Regions from separate parts of the Homo sapiens genome. Here region 1 is linked to region 2. A link is a loop called in an ENCODE intact Hi-C map of the cell type or tissue named here. Cell type or tissue: ascending aorta. All regions are shown on one strand.

What was found. Peaks named below come from ENCODE experiments on the same cell type or tissue, not always from the same donor. Only the 100,000 strongest peaks of a DNase experiment are listed, where the experiment ranks them.
Region 1: it touches region 2 in a loop (2.1-fold over the local background); 2 of 110 quality-filtered maps call a loop at or near these places.

The regions. Positions count from the first base shown.
Region 1 is chr16:77,803,192-77,808,191 of GRCh38, reverse strand. All of the region lies in intron 1 of VAT1L (vesicle amine transport 1 like), which reads right to left. All of the region lies in intron 1 of LOC107984878 (a long non-coding RNA gene), which reads left to right. Among named protein-coding and RNA genes, the nearest start is that of VAT1L, 17 kb to the right of the region's middle. In ascending aorta, no CTCF peak of the experiment used is centred here; a DNase peak (open chromatin) is centred at 2,571; H3K4me3 peaks cover 756 bases; H3K27ac peaks cover 2,866 bases.
Region 2 is chr16:77,868,004-77,873,003 of GRCh38, reverse strand. The region is part of intron 4 of VAT1L (vesicle amine transport 1 like); the gene reads right to left. Among named protein-coding and RNA genes, the nearest start is that of VAT1L, 82 kb to the right of the region's middle. In ascending aorta, no CTCF peak of the experiment used is centred here; DNase peaks (open chromatin) are centred at 2,393 and 2,753; H3K4me3 peaks cover 938 bases; H3K27ac peaks cover 4,531 bases.

The DNA of each region.
Region 1 (5,000 bases), 65 kb after region 2:
CTGCCGCTGATCTGACAGGAGGCAGAGTGCAGGTGGTAATGCGAGTGACGGGTAGTGGCTCTAAATAGAGACGAAGCTTCACTTCCTTGCCCACCAATTACCTCCTGCTTGGTGGCCCATTTCCTAACAGGCCACAGACCAGTACTGGTCTGTGGCCCAGGGAGCCCTGTTCTGGAGTATAGGCAAAGTGCTCATATAGCCACCATGGCACATGCTAATGTACAATATAACCATGAAGTCAAAGCATCAACCTCCAGAAAGTTCTCCCCAAAGAATTATTCCAAGCAGTCCTCTGCAATCACCAAAGCTAAGTTTAGATCTTTAGCTTTAGCTTTCTGGCTCCTCCTCAAGTGGGTTGCTTGACCTTGGGCCTTAGTTTTTCCATCTCAACAATGGGATAGTAACACAACCACCTTACGGGGTGTTGTGTGGATTGCATGTGACAGTATATGTAAAACAGAGTACCTCGTACACAGTAAATGCTCAACAGATATAAGCTTGCTATCCGAATCACTGTCATCACTATGACACAAAGAAAATGCCATAGGTCAGGTTCCCTGGGAAACAGACTCCGAGACTGAGATTTGCAGCAAGAGGTCTGATAGGGAGTGTTCTAAAAGACAACTCCTAGATGGGCAGGAGGGAAGCTGGACTGGGGACGGGGAGAAGTTGAACTCTGATATACCAGTAAAGAGGTCTCAGTTCATCCTTGCAAAGTTCCAGACATAGCATGGTTCCTTGAGTAATTCTGAACAAAGACATGGGGACTGGGCCTTTGCACCCCTGCATCAACCAGTCAGGAATGAGGGCTGCCCCCAGGGAGGGGGTGCAGGCTTGGGGAAGGAGACTTTCTTTGGCTGAGAACAATTCCTCAGGAGAAACCAGCTGTGAGCTGTCAGCTGCCATCATTCCTGGTAGCTGGGGGAGTGAGCACTGAGATTCTAAAAGGATGCTTTAGGGGTGGTGCACACTAGCTCCCACTACAAGAAGAGTAGTGTGATCTCTCCTTTCAGGGTTTATTCCCCTGTGGTCACAGAGCAGCTGTCACTGATGGTGAATTTTTATGAGGCTCCTTTGCACGGCAGTTCCTGAGGAGGAAAGATCTGGTGGTTCTTATAACAAATGGTGCAAAGGCAGGAAAGAGAATGAGACCTTTAAATAAAAACCTGAAAGAATGAGAGGGAGGGGAAAGAACCTGCTGGGATCAGGTGCTTCTCACAGAAAGTATCCCTTAGGAATGGGCGTGCCTCTTGCTCCCATTCTCTCAGCCTCTCTGGCCTCACCCCAGCTTTCCATGGAAGGGAGAAGACAGCACAGAGTGGCCATGTCTTGATTTCTCCCTGGAGCCACCAAGGACCAGCATTCCCATGGAGAAACAGTCCATTTTTGCTATGATATGACAGCTGTTTCCTAAGATATGTTAAAATAAAGTTCTTATGTTTTATGATATGTTATCATATCATAAAAGATATGATAAAAGTAATGTTTAGTAAAAACAGTTGTTCCCATAGAAAAAAAGGAAGTGAAGATTAGAAAAATAAAGAGATCAGCCTGGGCGCGGTGGCTCACGCCTGTAATCCCAACACTTTGGGAGGCCGAGGCGGGCAGATCACGAGGTCAGGAAATCGAGACCATGCTGGCTAACATGGTGAAACCTGTCTCTACTAAAAATACAAAAAACTTGGCCGGGCGTGGTGGCTCACGCCTGTAATCCCAACACTTTGGGAGGCCGAGGTGGGCAGATCACGAGGTCAGGAAATCGAGACCATGCTGGCTAACATGGTGAAACCTGTCTCTACTAAAAATACAAAAAACTTGGCCGGGCGTGGTGGTGGGCACCTGTAGTCTCAGCTGCTTGGGAGGCTGAGGCAGGAGAATGGCTTCAACCCGGGAGGCGGAGCTTGCAATGAGCCGAGATCTTGCCACTGCACTCCAGCCTGGGTGACAGAGCGAGAGTCCATCTCAAAATAAGTAAATAAATAAATAGAAAGAAAAAGAAAGAGATCGAGGAATTTAAAAAGGGGGCAGAGGCTGGGTGCTGTGGCTCAGGCCTGTAATCCCAGCACTTTGGGAGGCCAAGGCAGGCAGATCACCTGATGTCAGGAGTTCAAGACCAGCTTGACCAACATGGTGAAACCCTGACTCTACTAAAAATATAAAAATTTGCTGGGCATGGTGGCAGGCGCCTGTAATCCCAGCTGCTCAGGAGGCTGAGGCAGGAGAATTGCTTGAACCCTGGAGGTGGTGGTTGCAGTGATCTGAGATCTCACCATTGCTCTCCAGCCTGGGCCACAGGGCAAGACTCCATCTCAAAAAAAAAAAAAAAGGCAGAGACTAAGGAAAAAATAACACAAAAAGTAACAAGCAGATAAATACATGCAGGATTGGTAAACTGCTTGGGGAAAATCTATGAAAAATCACACTTCAGGGCTTTCTATGTGTCTGTGGGAAGTCGGAGATCACGACACTGGCGGAGAGGCAGGCATCAGGGAAAGCACCATCAAATTCTCAATAGAAAGCTTTACCAGCCCTCTGCCTCGGAACTTTAACCAGTCCTGCATTTGTGGCAGCCTTTGCCAGCTCCGGGCAGAAGCAAGCAGACCTCGTGCGAGGCTTTGTGCCAAGCAGACGCAGTAAGGGAAGGTGTGCTCTTTGCTTATTCTGCTCTCGTCTTGCTGATAATATGTTCATCAAAGCACTTAACTCCCAATCCATGCGGGGTCAAAGAAGCAGATGTTTGATTAATTTTCTCATTGCCCCAGAACTGAAGCTTTTGTTTTTGTTTCTTAATCTCAACTGAAAACTTGAAAATGCTTAGGAAAATAGGCATTGATCTCAGAAAATCTTGGGCATAAATCTTTTTTCTTTTTTGATTTGCTCAAGTGCCAGTTTTGTTATCTCAAGACTGTGGGAACAGACTGACACAAATTTGCTAGGAAAGAAAAAGCTCACAGTGACCAAAGCAAGGACACTGTTTATGCAAATCTCAGATGGCAGCTCTTATTTGAGAACAGCCAGAATTGTCTCAGAGAGGTCTTAGGATTCACCTGAAGAATCCACCTGTGTTCAATCAGAGGCTGGAAAGGGTATGCTGGGATGCTCAGACTCCCTTCCCACACTGCTGGCTCATGGCTCTTGACACTGGTCCCCTTGGTGACCAGTTCCACATAACCCTGTCCACCCTCTCTAACCACTATTTTAAGATAAGCAAGCCACTGCAGCCACGGGAGACATACGGAGTTTTCCGACCCATCTGATTTTATTCATAATCTACCACTTTACATTAGTAGTGCTGTCACTGCCCCACTGAGATCCCTTTGTCCATAACATATGCTGGGAGGAAACTGGGAGAAAAAAGTTCTCTTTGCAGTGGGACTTGCTAAATTTGTACATGGCTGCTGGAGCTAAAGACCACCGCCTTTTCCAGCCTCAAGAAGGAAGCTCATTGTAGCAGGAGCACAAGATGCCAACTCATGAGGAGAGAGAGGAAAAAAGATGGAAGGGGAAGGAGAGGGGAAAGCGTAGAATCCCAGGGACAAACTCATCATGATGGCCAGCATGGCTGAAATAAGGACAGAGAGGAGGGAGGAAGTGACTTGGCAGTGATGATGAGGGTAATATAGCTTGGGATACAGTTGTACAAGTTCTTTGTTTCTACCGTGTCTGGGAAAAGAAATACATTCAGATCATATGCCCAAATTAGTATTCAAAACACACCTCAGTAGTATTTCCAACACAGAACAAAACAGCCAGGAGACATATTGAGAATCTAAATGTCTAGAGCCAGTTTTCAGCAGAAACAGAAAAGCCAGGTCCGAAAGGGTCCAAAACAAGCACTCCTAGATGCTGAGACTAACTCTTTTGACTTTGAGACCTGGAGTTATTTACTCTCAGCCCCTCCTCGGGACACAGCAGGAGGTATTTATTCCTAAGGTTCCTGTAAAGGTTAACATCTTTATGCTCCATGTTTGATGTTGACCAAGGCATTCACTTCAAACAGGTGTTCGGCAGTGACTGGTTGCATAGAACATTTAATGTCATCCAATTGAAATTCAACAGACCCCTCTGTGTTTTGGGGCTTGGCTAGGCACTAATGTCACAACAGTGACAATGACATCTCTGCCTTCCAGGACTCAGAGATCAACAAAAGAATGACTACACGGCATGACAGTTCCATAAGAGGAGGCTGTACAAGAGTCACAGCTAGCACAGAGAGGGTAGTTCTTAAATCACGTCACTGGGATCAGGTTCTTCTCACAGAAAGTATCACTGAATGGGCGTGCCCCTTGTTCCTGTTCTCTCAGCCTCTCCAGCCCCATCTCACCTCTCCACAGAGGGGAGAAGATAGAGTAATGATGGTTTGATTTCTCATCGGAGCCAAAGATGGACAGGGTCTCAATGGAGAAATAGTCCATTTTTCCTACAACGTGACAGCTATTTCCTAAGACATTACTGCTGATAAAAAGAATGTGTAGCCAGGCATGGTGGTTCACGCCTGTAATCCCAGCTCTTTGGGAGGCCCGGGCAGGCGGATCACGAGGTCAGGAAATCGAGACCATCCTGGCTAACACAGTGAAACCCCGTCTCTACTAAAAATACAAAAAATTAGCCGGGCGTGGTGGAGGGCGCCTGTAGTCCCAGCTACTCTGGAGACTGAGGCAGGAGAATGGCCTGAACCCAGGAGGTGGAGCTTGCAGTGAGCCGAGATCGCACCATTGCACTCCAGCCTGGGCAACAGAGCAAGACTCCATCTCAAAAAAAAAAAAAAAAAAAAGAATGTCTAGTAAAATGGTTGTTTCAATAGGAACAAAAAAGGAGGTGAAGACTTGAATAGACATGTCCAATAGAACTTTCTGGAATGATGGAAATGTTCTGTCCTTGCTGCTCTCCAATATGGTAGCCACTTGGCCACATGTGGTATTGAACACTTGAAATGTAACTAGTGTGACTAAGGAACTGAACTTTTAGTTAGGTAATATTTAAGTCTAATGGATCCTAAG
Region 2 (5,000 bases):
AGATCAAACATCTAGACCAAAAGATTTCTGTTTTCAAGCTGGTTTTCCCCGAGAGTTTATAGGAAAGACCCAAGTTCAGAGTCCCACAAATTTACCCTTAATTTCCAGCCACTGGATAACCATTTGCTGAGTGTTTACTACATGCTAGGCACTGTGCATGCTGAGTTGTGAATACACAGAGAAGGCAGAAGTTTGCCCTCACCATCCAGGAGCTCATGGTGTACAAGGACAGACATCTATAAATGAACCAAACACAGAGTGATCACTGCTCCAATAGAGCAACTTACGAGCATTGGAAGATGACCCTCTGTTGAGGGTTGGCAGCAGAGGGAACCAGAGGGAACAGGATGTGCAAAGGCCTTATGGTGGGAGGAAGACTGGGAAGCAGCCACTGTGGCTGGAGCATGAAAACAAAGGGCCGCTTGCTTTGAGGTTGGGCTGGAGAGGCAGGTGGGAGTTGGACCACACGGACTCTTGGTTGGTGGGCTTCAGGTTGGTGGTCAGGTCTTCACCTTGCATTATGGGCTGGGTAATTGCGTTCCTGTCTCCCTCACTTCTCCCCAGGTCTGTTTTCAGAGCAGAAATTGGCCAGGTGACAAAGGGAAGGCACTTCTCAGAGAATAGTATGATAGCTTGACCTAGGACAGTGAGAAGGCTTTGGGACACCAACCATGGCAATCAGGAGGCCTGGCCACTGACTCCTTGTAGAAGGACCCTAAGAATGGCTATCACAATCAACAGCTCACATGGAGGTGGGTACGCAGGGGAGAGGGGTGGCTCAAGGGCAACACAGTACTGGGCTTAGGAATATACATTTTATTTCAGTGTTAAGCATTCATTTCTGCTACTTACATGCTGTGTGACCTTAGGTGAGTTACTTAGCCTCTCTGTGCCTCAGTTTCCCCAACTGTGGAAGGGGATGATGGTGATAACACCTACATTTTCTTTATGAAGCTTGAATGAACTGATGCAAATGGAACACAGAGCCCAGTTCATGGTAAGCTCTGGGTCCATGGTAGCTTTGATTGATTACCATTTTTCAAAATGCCCCACCTTCAAGTCTTTTGGTTGGGAAAAGGGCATGAAAAGAAAGAGTACGCAAAACCTCTCCAACTCAACCTTCAGGGTGGGTGGAGACACCAGCCCAGAAATGACTGGAGCTGAGGCTTGATGCTCTTGACCTTCCAAAGAGAGTGTGCCACACTCTTGAGCAATTACTATGTCCCAAGTAGAATGCTAAGAAGTTCGTAAGTTTTTAATCATTGAGACTGGGTCTTGCTCTGTTATCCAGGCTACATTTATGCCTCATGCCAATCCTCTGACTCTGGGGCCATCATTATCCCCATTTGATAGACAAGGAAAATGAGGCTCAGTGAGGGTCAGGTGACTCACCCCTGGGCCCACTGCATAGAGTGGGAAGACCTTAGTTTGTTCCATCACATCTAGAAACCAGGCAAGGGCATCAAAGGTGAATTAGGGTTTCATAGGGTAAGTAGCGGCCAACCCTGAGGCGACCACCACTGTCACTTCTATGCCATGCAGGTACCTAGCAGGGATGAGAAAAGCTGGGGGGTGCTTTCTTGGGCTTAACACTAGAAGGAGACACTTGTGGGTCTCCTTCACATTCAGGCCACCTGCCCCCGTCCATGCCTCTCTCTCGGCATTTCTACAGTTGGATCACATGCATGGCTGGGGGTCAACAGAACCACAAATCCTCTCCTTCCTGCTGTCATTGCATCCTTTTGAAGGTCAGTGGTGGGGTGGAGGGTGGGAGGAGGTAGGGGAGGTGGATTCTGAGGGGGAGAAGTTGGGCAGAGGCAGATATCATTCTCAGCACCTGAGGGTGAGGATGCTTTTGCTCTTTCTGTCAAACCATTCCAGCAGCTATTGCTCCTTTCAAGGGTAGAAATGTTCCTTCGGGTAAGAATTTCAAAATTGAAAAGTGCTCCACCTCTGTTGAGTCCCTTCTATGACAGACCCCATAGAAAGACTGTACTGAACTGGATTCAGTTGGGTCTATTTAGAATGTTCCTGGTCCCATGAGCAGCCTTGGGACTGACCCTGCCTCAGTTACACCCACACTGAAAAGCGCTGCAGTAGCCCTTTTAATGAAATAATCATGAAAATCACAAGTGGAGCCGGAAGGCTCATCAGAGGAACAAAGACCATCTTCATCATTTCTGTGCCCCCTGACTCCGGTTTCTGGGGGTGTTCACCACTGCCTGCATATGTATGATTATTACATGAAAGCGAAGAAGGTGTGGCAGAAGGCCAAATGCAGCAATTCCTCTGTGTGCTTTTTCCTGCTGCCATAAATCTCTGCGGATTTAAAAAGCAAACACAAATAGCCCCAGCTCGGGGATTATATGAGCCAAATTCAGCAGTAAGATATTTCAGAGTTGCTGTTCCAAGACCTTCATGTCTGTCCTTCCTGTGTCCCCAGCCCCGGGCCCTGGATGGTGAATGCTGCCTCTTTCCTTCTTGCCCACACAGATTAGGGAAGAATTTCTCTTGAGTGGCAGTAGGTTCCAACAGAGGCGGTACTTAGAGAGAAACCCTTTGACCTTGCCAAGAAAAGTATTCCTCTTTATGGTGACTTTGCTCTCCAGCTGGGTCTTTGGCTCTCCACTCTGTTTTCTCTTTCTGAATCCCTTTTTCTGAGAACTCATCTGTGCCACAGCTTTAACCATCACAGGATGAGACTATTTCCGAGTGCCTGGCATTTAGTAGGCTTTGCACAGGGTGCCAAGCACCGTGCCTGGTACGCGATAGGCTTCTTATAGAGGACTGGACACAATGCCTACTCTACGGTAGGCTTCTTACAGAGTGCCAAGCACAGCACCCAGCACGTGACAGGTTTCTCACAGGGGGCCAAGCCCAGTGCTGATGTGTGGTAGGCTTCTTGGTAAGTGTTTACTATTAGTAGTTCCCATATGTACTTCGCAATACTACCTCCAGGAATGCCTTCTAGATCCCTTGGTCCCTATTCTTTCCAGGTGATTAGACTCTTATTAATTTCCACCAGTTTTAAAATAAGCTCCTATTATGTGCCAGGCATTGTGCTAGAAGTGCAGGAGTTCGGTCTGATCTCTGCCTTTTCTGATCTTATACTCCTTGGCTTCACCTATGACTGCTATCGGGTGAAGCAGATAGCAAGATTCAAGTCATTTTAACAATTAGCTGCTCCCCCTCGATCGGGAGTTTGATTCCTTCCTCTGTGGGCTTTGTGCTCCTTTGGCTAGAGATTGTGCTTTATCGCAGTTTCCTAACTTCCAGAGCCAGCTCATGTCAGTCATTTGGAAAATGCTCGAAGTGGGTGGTTTTTTTTAATCATTGAGACTGGGTCTTGTTCTGTTGCCCAGGCTGCAGTGCAGTGACATGCCCACAGCTCACTGCAGCCTCAAACTCCTCGGCTCAAGAGATCCTCCTGTCTCAGCCTCCCAAGTAGCTGGGACTACAGGTGTACACCACTACACCCAGCGAATTGTTTTTTAGAGATGGGAGTCTCATTATGTTGCCCAGGTTAGTCTCAAACTCCTGGCCTCAAGCTATCCTCCTGCCTTGGCCTCCTAAAGTGCAGGGATTATAGGTGTGAACTACCACATCCAGCCTAAGGGAGTGGCTTTGTACTCAATGGAGCTCCAGTCCCACTTTCCCTGGCCTGTTATGCAGGCCCCTGGAGTTCTCACTCTCACACTGTATTTATCTTGTCTAAAGGAAGTCATTACAGCTCCATTCCTCATTGTCTAACAACAACAAAAAGGAAAAGACGTCTTGGTCTCATCTTGCAGTATTTTCCCTAGTCATAGGTCATTCTCTCGTTCTCCTTCAAAATCTCTATAGGCACTGCCTCTCCCTTCCCCCTTCTGCTACTCATTCTCCTGATTTTGGAGATCTCTTCTCTCACCATTCCTGTACATGGCAGCCAGATCATTTTTTTTTTGTAGTTTCACCTTTCTGAACAGTGCTTAACTGCTTCAAATCTGCAAAGAACTCTACATTTCTGACATAATGCAATGTTTACTCCATTTAAGAGCTTTCAAGAGTCTCATCAATCTAGCCCTGTTCTCCACCAGGGTCTGCAGTCGTTTCATATTTTCATGACTTGAAGGGCAGGGGGGTGCCACTGGCATCTAATGGGTAGAGACCAGGGATGCTGCTCAACATCTGCAATGGACAAGGCAGCGCCACCGATAGCAGAATGATCCCAGCCCAAATGTCCACAGTGCTGAGGTTGGAAGCTCTGATCTAACCAAGCACCATCCAAGCACCTCACAAAACCACATGCTTTAATACAGGCAATCTGGCTTCCTCCCTGGCTGAGGAGCAAGCCGCCCTCACTTCCTTTGTGAGAGTCAGTGTGGGTGCTAGAAAGATCACAAGCTCTGGCACTACAGCCACCTGGAACTGAGTCCCGTCACGTCTATTTGTGTGATATTTACTTAACTAGGCTTGCCTTGCCTCCCTCTGAAAAATAAGCACAGTATTTACTTCATACAATGTGGAAGACCCAAAAGAGAGCTCCCATGTGTTCTTCAGGCTTCCATTTAGGCATTGCTCACCTGTGCCCCCACAGTGCTCTGTACTTCCCTATCAGCTGCCAACCCCATTGTCTTGCATGGGGATTTGCTTGTTTTGCTCACCATTGTATCTTCGTAGTCTGTTTGTAGGCCTCACTAATATAGATGGTACTCCATTTACAATGGTCTCACTTCATAATTTTTCAACTTTGTGATGTACCCATACAACTGTTCAGTTTCTCACTTTCAGTACAGTATTTGGTAAGCATTAAGAATCCTGAGTTGTGTATACCTGACTGCATACAACTCGAGGTTTTCAACACTTTATTGTAAAATAGGCTTTGTGTTAGTTTATTTTGCCCAACTGTAGGCTAATGTAAATTTAGGGTAGGCTAAGCTAAGCTATGACATTCAGTAGGTTAGGTGTATTAAATACATTTTTGACTCATGATATTTTAAGCTTATGATGAGTTTACAAGG